Regions from separate parts of the Homo sapiens genome. Here region 1 is linked to region 2. A link is a contact called in ENCODE Hi-C or POLR2A ChIA-PET data. All regions are on one chromosome and are shown on one strand. Each heading gives the region's core, a stretch centred on a gene start or an enhancer-like site at or near the end of the contact. The rest is flanking DNA. Distances are from core to core; before and after follow the strand shown. Region 1 overlaps ZNF385D (zinc finger protein 385D). Region 2 overlaps ZNF385D (zinc finger protein 385D).

The links. Hi-C counts contacts between places; a loop is a spot of excess contacts on that map. ChIA-PET counts read pairs that join two places held with the same protein, here RNA polymerase II (POLR2A). Pooled maps may share reads with other maps.
Region 1: a map of ascending aorta shows a loop between it and region 2 (7-fold over the local background). The contact joins two enhancer-like sites. A Hi-C loop is called at or near these places in 3 of 168 maps with a recorded cell type or tissue (aorta, ascending aorta and sciatic nerve) and 4 of 50 pooled maps. POLR2A ChIA-PET finds 5 or more read pairs at or near these places in 4 of 52 experiments (GM12878, OCI-LY7, PC-3 and 1 more).

The regions. Positions count from the first base shown.
Region 1 is chr3:21,704,066-21,707,357 of GRCh38, reverse strand. All of the region lies in intron 1 of ZNF385D (zinc finger protein 385D), which reads left to right. Among named protein-coding and RNA genes, the nearest start is that of ZNF385D, 45 kb to the left of the region's middle. Within about 2 kb of position 1,442, at least 9 of the 41 ENCODE cell types and tissues checked have a DNase peak (open chromatin) inside an H3K27ac peak, as active enhancers do; they include PC-3, where a contact is called at or near this core.
Region 2 is chr3:21,671,191-21,674,596 of GRCh38, reverse strand. The region is part of intron 1 of ZNF385D (zinc finger protein 385D); the gene reads left to right. Among named protein-coding and RNA genes, the nearest start is that of ZNF385D, 78 kb to the left of the region's middle. Within about 2 kb of position 2,121, at least 5 of the 41 ENCODE cell types and tissues checked have a DNase peak (open chromatin) inside an H3K27ac peak, as active enhancers do; they include PC-3, where a contact is called at or near this core.

The DNA of each region.
Region 1 (3,292 bases), core at 193-2,692, 33 kb before region 2:
GCTTGACTTCCTACTGTACCAAAGGACTGTAAACAATCCCACACCTGTGCACAATTTATAGTAAATCAAGCATTCTGAATATCATTTCATGTTGAATATTTTAAGTGCCTTTAATAAAGATGATGTGATTTGTAAGTCACAAAATGAAGCCAATCTAAATAGGAGTTATTAAAAAAGAATAATAACTATTTAACTAAGCATCCTTTTCTCCTGGCAGTGTGATTCATTTCATCAGCTTGCTCAATTAAAAAAAAATAACAAATATTCTTGGCAAGTAAAGCCCACTCAAATTTGAATCACATCTGGGTTTTATTAAAGGTAAGCTACTGAAAGCCTTTGAACTTAAACTTCATCAAGCATTTCAAATTGTTCCCGTAGATGTATCTACGCATACAGAGGGATGAAGGCTGAGGCAGCTACTTGAAGAAGGAGGAAGAAAATAATCTGTCCTTTTCCTAAACCTGATTTGTCTCTGTGATTAGAATTTATCTGTCTAATCTATTTATCTATCTATCTATCTATCTATCTATCTATCTATCTATCATCTATTATCTTTGTGTCTATCTAAATGCTGCTCTCTCAGAAGTGGAATGTTAGGTGATGTGGTGCTCTGTTACCTTAACAGATGCCTTCATGTACATGGTGCATGCAAAGTAATGCATTTCTGGGTATTGGTCTTAACTATAACTGACTCTTTTCTACCTAAGAAGATTAATAATGGCAATAAACCATCCTGGTCCTTGATCACTTCTGATGGTAGCATTATAAAGTAGACATGAGTTTGAGAACATGTTTCCTAAGCCCCAGTTTCTGCCTCTAGTTAAGGGGCCAGCTACAACTTAGGAAAAGCTCTTACAATTTTCACTTTTGTCTCCTCAAATTGTAAGTATGCTACAACTTGTGCAAAATTAATTCCTGGCATCACTGTAGTTTTTACCAAAAGATGTACTTTTTTTTGGAGAAATATATGGTTCTTCATTGATCCCAGTGTAAAAATGTCACGTGAGCTGTCAAAAGTTGATTGTCTTTAAAGGGATGATTTGTATGATATGTGAACTGTATCTCAATCAAGCTATTAGGAAAAAAAAAAAGCTGATTGCATGATAAGGACAAATTTCTCAACAAGAGTTTTGTTTTGCCAGTGTGAAATCACATAAGGTTGTATGTCCTCATTGAAATCTGTTCTGTTTTTGTCCTTTGAGAAAGGTAAGCCAATTTTACAGTCATTATTAGTCCTGTAACCAATGAGTAACTATTCTAAGGACAAGACATATGAGAGTGAGTTAGACCCTTGGAGGAGTCAAAGTAGTGCATCAGATGTTCTGTCGTGTACAGGGATGGTAAATTTCCACTCCTCACCCCCACCTTTGCCATCATTGATCGAGTCATGCTTTCTTCCTGGTGACTGAGCTCATCTGGGCACATGTCCCAGGCTGAGGCTTTGGCAACCAGAGCTTGGTGTGGGAGTGGCAGGAATTGAGCTACTGGGTACTGCAGGGTCAGGAAGCAAGGGACAGTCCAGACAGCCAAATCCAAACATGTGAGTGGAACAGCAAAATCCACCTCGAATGCAAACAGTCTGAACCAAAGGAGAGGCATGTGGGAGCAAGTGGATTTTGGGGGTGGTGGAAAGAAGCAATGGAACACAGAGAAGGTTTTGTTTTCAGCTCTGCCATCATATGACCATGGACAAGTCTTTTATTCTCTTAGTTTTAATTTCCCCAGGTGTAAAATGAAGAGATTAAGAAATGACCTTTGAGGAAGTCCTCTTACTCTCATATTCTTTGCCTTCCCATGCCCACGTAGGTAGAAGACTACATTACACAAATTGAAAGCTGTAGGATCATTGAGATCAATAAGTTTTCAACACGGTAGAATTCACTTTTGCTCATTTCAAGTTAATTAGTTGTTTCTAATTTGCAGTTTTGTCTCATGCTCTTTGGGACTTCTATAAGAAAACATTCTTTAAAAATATAAATATAGGAGAACTTGCTGCCCTTTCTTAATCTGTACCAAGAAAATATTTCTGATGTTTTTAAAAGAGCTTATTAGTCCAGGGTATTGATATTTACTAAGTGTGCCTTCTTTTATGGGTACATTTTATTAAGCAGGGATTTGGGTCAGAGTTCTTAAACTGATAGCATGCCAGCTGCATTGTACTTGCAGATATTTCATTTGGTTCATACAATATTTTATAATAATTTAAATTCATTGCTACATTTTAAAATGAATAGATTTTAACATGGAAAAAACAAGCTTTTTGGCTTTTCTTCAAACATAGGAAGATCTGGCAACACGAACCCTACATTCTTGAATGATAATACATGTCTGGAGTTGAGTCCCAACTGCCCCTTACAGATGACTTGGGCCTCTGCAGTTTACCATGGTTACCACCAAGCCATATGAGACATATTCTTGGAAATATATGACATAGCACCCCACTGCAGAGGGATGCTAGGGTTAAGCTTATAACAAGTACTTATTAAGTATCTACTTTTTCTAGCACTATGTGAGAAATGTGAGATTATATAGTTTATTCCTTCATGTAATAGATATTTATTTAGGACCTACTATGTGTCAGGTACTGTTCTAGGTACTGGGGATACTGTGATGAACAAAACATGATTTAATGCAGCTTTTACTTTAGTATGAGAAAAAGGTAATGAATCAGGAAATAATATCCTAGCTGGGCCTGGTGGTGCATGCCTGTAGTCCCAGCTACTCATGTGACTAAGGGAAAAGAATCGCTTGAACCCGGAAGGCAGATGCTGCAGTGAGCCGAGATCACACCACTGCACTCCATTCTGGGTGACAGAGCGAGACGTTGTCTCAATAAATAAATAAATAAAATAAAATAAAATAAATAATATCAGATTTTGGTAAAGGCTATGAAATAACATGGGGTAGGGAAAGGGATAGTAAATGAAGAATGGTATTCAAGGGGAAGACAGGTAACCCAGTGACTACAGGAATGTGTGCTCGGGACTCTGAGGGGGTTTACACAGTATGTTGCAAGTACACATAAAGCAGGGCTTTTCATCTGGAATTCAGCACTTAGCAATAGCTATTGGCAGGACCTGAGTAGAATCCTGAAGAACAAAGAGGAACGTTGGTGGCTGACTGAGTAGGCAAACCAACCACTAGCTAAGTTACAGCAGCAAGGCAATGTCACCTCAAAAATAAGTTCAGTTTCAGGGAGCTTACATGGGAGCAAAAACCCTAGAGTAATCTGTTCTAACTTCCAAATATGTGTTTTGTCTTTTATGATTGAGCATTGCTTTTAACTTGAAAA
Region 2 (3,406 bases), core at 872-3,371:
AGGTTTCAAGAGCAAGTTGGGTGCAATGTAACTTAGATAACACAAATTACATTGCTTACTATGCTTTCAGGGGTTATAATTTACATTTTATGATTCACATTTTGGGGTCTAAATTGCTAGTTGAAATGTGACATTCCAAAAGTGAGTTTTATTAGATATTCTGGATTGAATCAGTTCCTTTCTATGCCTATCAGGCTTATTTACCCATATGTATAGTGTCCCACTCTACTTTTCCTTCCCAGTCAAAGTGGAGAAAATAATTGTCTCCATTGGTCTCCATTATGATACCCTCACTCATTCCTCACCCTCCTCAAAAGTGGCTTCTCTGTAATGCGACCCACATAAATGACTGCACTTAAATGGCTCGTAAAGGTCACCAAAAATCTCCATGACATTAAATCTATCAGACATTACCATCTTACTTGATCCTTCTGCAGCCTGAGACAATGTTGACCATTCTTTCCTTTTCTAAACAGTCTCTCCCTTTTGCCCAGCCCCACTGGCACAGAGAAGTTCGTGCAGGCAAGTCTCAGTTAAGAGGTACAGATCATGAGTAAACAAGACCATGTAACAAGATTTTAGCATTATTTTTTCTTTTTAAAGAGTGAGATGACCAAAGCCTAGATATCATGGGTAAAATTTCCCTGAGAGACAGATGTAGTAAGCCAGGTTTAACTGCATACATTAGCTTAGTTTAAACACTTGCCATTAATGAGACTAGATTTTGACACAATTTGTTGGCAGAAATGAAAACTTTGTGATTGTACTTCCAAGGGTTATCAGATACTAATAAACACTCCTTTGCCCTATGACTGGCTCCTTTATGCGTGCTTGGTTCAAAAATGTGATATTATTTTTATCTAAAGCACACATTATTCATTAGTGTTTACTTAATCATTAACTTTTTAAAAATTTGGTTTGTTCTTTGAGTATGATCATCATTGCTCACACATGAAGATTCATAGACTGCCATGGTCATCTCTAGAAATGGACGATGATTTCTTTCTGGCATGGTCCCAACGGTGTCTGGCTTCTGACAGTGACACATTCAGCTCTGAGAAAACTCTTCTCCTCAATCTGAAAAGTCAAAGGACCCAGGAGAAAGCAAGAGTTTCTCTCCCATTAGCAATTCATTTTGAAACAGACTGTATCAAGCATCTTATCTGTAAATTATTTGCTGCTTGAGAACATTGCTTTGCACTGGAGCTGTAATGTCCAATAGCACCTTCTGTGAGAATGGAAGTGTTTTATATGTGCAGTGTACAATACAGAAGCCTCTAGCCCCATGTGGCTATCAGACGTTTGAAATGCGGCTAGTGTGACTGATAACTGAATTTTTTTTATTGTACTAATTTTAATTCATTCAAATTTAAAATAGTCACATGTGACTGTCAATGGCCACCATATTAGACATCCCAGCATGATACCTCTTTTATTAGTTATGATTCATGGTGTGAAATTTAATTTTAAGAAATTCCTCTGGAGGGAAATTTTGTGATTTTATATTCTATATCACTAGCAGTAAACTTGAGAGGAATATTCCAGGCAAAATCTTTTGATTTCCTATAAAGCAGGCACCTGTCCTGAATTATTCACTGTCTACCTGACAAAGGGGCTGCAGTACAGAGGGATATTTGGGGTTAAATATTTAAAACTCCTTGCCTGATACTCCTAACATAATTTTTCTCTAGTATGTTTCAGGCACCAGAAATTGTCATCAAAGTTAGTTAAATAAGTGAGAGATCCCGTTTTTCTTCTAGTGGAGACCTTGATTCAGGATATTGGCAACTGGATAATTATCAGTGTTTTGATTTTGGTCGTGGCATTTAATGACAGTGACAGATAAAATATTATTAGTGCTTCTTTCCTAGCTTCCTTCCAAGTGTGTTGAGGTGACTTACTGGAATATTTAAATACCACAACTGAAAATGAATAAATAATTTGGACAAGGGGAAACCCAGATCACTTCCATGTGATTTCCTTCATGGGAAAAGATCGAATCACTGACCATTGACATGGGCAAATGTTTTTGAATCAGTATTTCCAGAATGGAGCTCCAATTGCCCTGACTCATACTCCCATTCTCACCTCATTCCTCTCTGTGGTCATAAGCAGGATGTATGAGACAGCAGTCACCATCCTGTGTGGATTAGGGCTGACAACTTGCCCTTATGGGATCAGACCTTGAGTTTCAACATTTGAGTTGACCTGCTAAGGCCAGTTCACTTTAGGTCAATGAGGAGCTTTATAGTAAGTGCTGGATCAACTTTCTGAAACCTAGTCAGTGAATCAACAATCCAAAACAGAGGAGAGGGGCGGGGAGAAAAAAAGAAAAGAAAAGAAAAAAAGAAACAACGAAAGAAAAATGGTTACCAAATCATACTAAATTCAAATATTATGTCAAAATATGTTTTTAGTTATATCATTCTGTTGACAGAGATGGGAACTGGATGGAGTTTGGATGACTGAGGTTTAAGGAAATATGGGTAAACATACAATTTTCCTGGACAAAGAGTAAAAAATCCCAACAGGAAAATTGCTCATTGTTATCCCCAACCAACAACCTTGAATATTTGAGAGGCAGACATGCAAGGGAATGTGACAAACACATATTTATTTATCCGATTTGGTCAGCAGATGTTAAAGAATGTAAATTTGAGGGGTTTTGAAACATATTTGATATGATACTCATATCTTTCTGGATTCTTCTTCAAATATAAGGCAGTGCCAGCATGTTCCCATGCTGGGGATAAAAATCAGCGATAAATACTGAATATTCCTTCACAAGGAATGTGACCCTTCTTTCCTTCCTTCCTTCCTTCCACCTTCCTTTCATAAAAACCTCTCATAAGATAGCTGGCTTTAACAAATTATGTCTCGGAACTAATTTGACAAAATGATTCTGTAAGGTGTATTTTTTAAATTGTTGTTTTGTTTTGTTTTTATCATATTGTTGTTTTAGTTCAAAAGCTATTTGTATCAGTGCATTAAAAATCATTAGAGTTGTTCAGTTTCTTTCTGGTAAGATATTTTGCTTCCTAGAAGCTTGGCTTTTGATTTTATACATTGGATATTATAAGAGATACCTGGCAGAATTGTGTGTTTTAAAGGAATTAAGAGGATAGAAGGCTAATCCATGCCAATTAATGAATAGATATATTAAATTATCTATATTCTCTAGCTTTACTCCCACCCTGGCTGGCCAATTCCATTAACTACAGCACTCCATGGCCAATGTTTTGGCCAAATCAAGTTTTGCTTTTTTAACTGAAGAATGATGATATTCTTAAATTTGGAAAGGAGAGCTTTATTTTTCATAAACGTTTGCAGCCTGCAGGCTGGCCATTCTGACAGGCGGGGAAGCATAGCCTCCAACCAGAAGCCAGAAACAGACACTTCAAGGAAG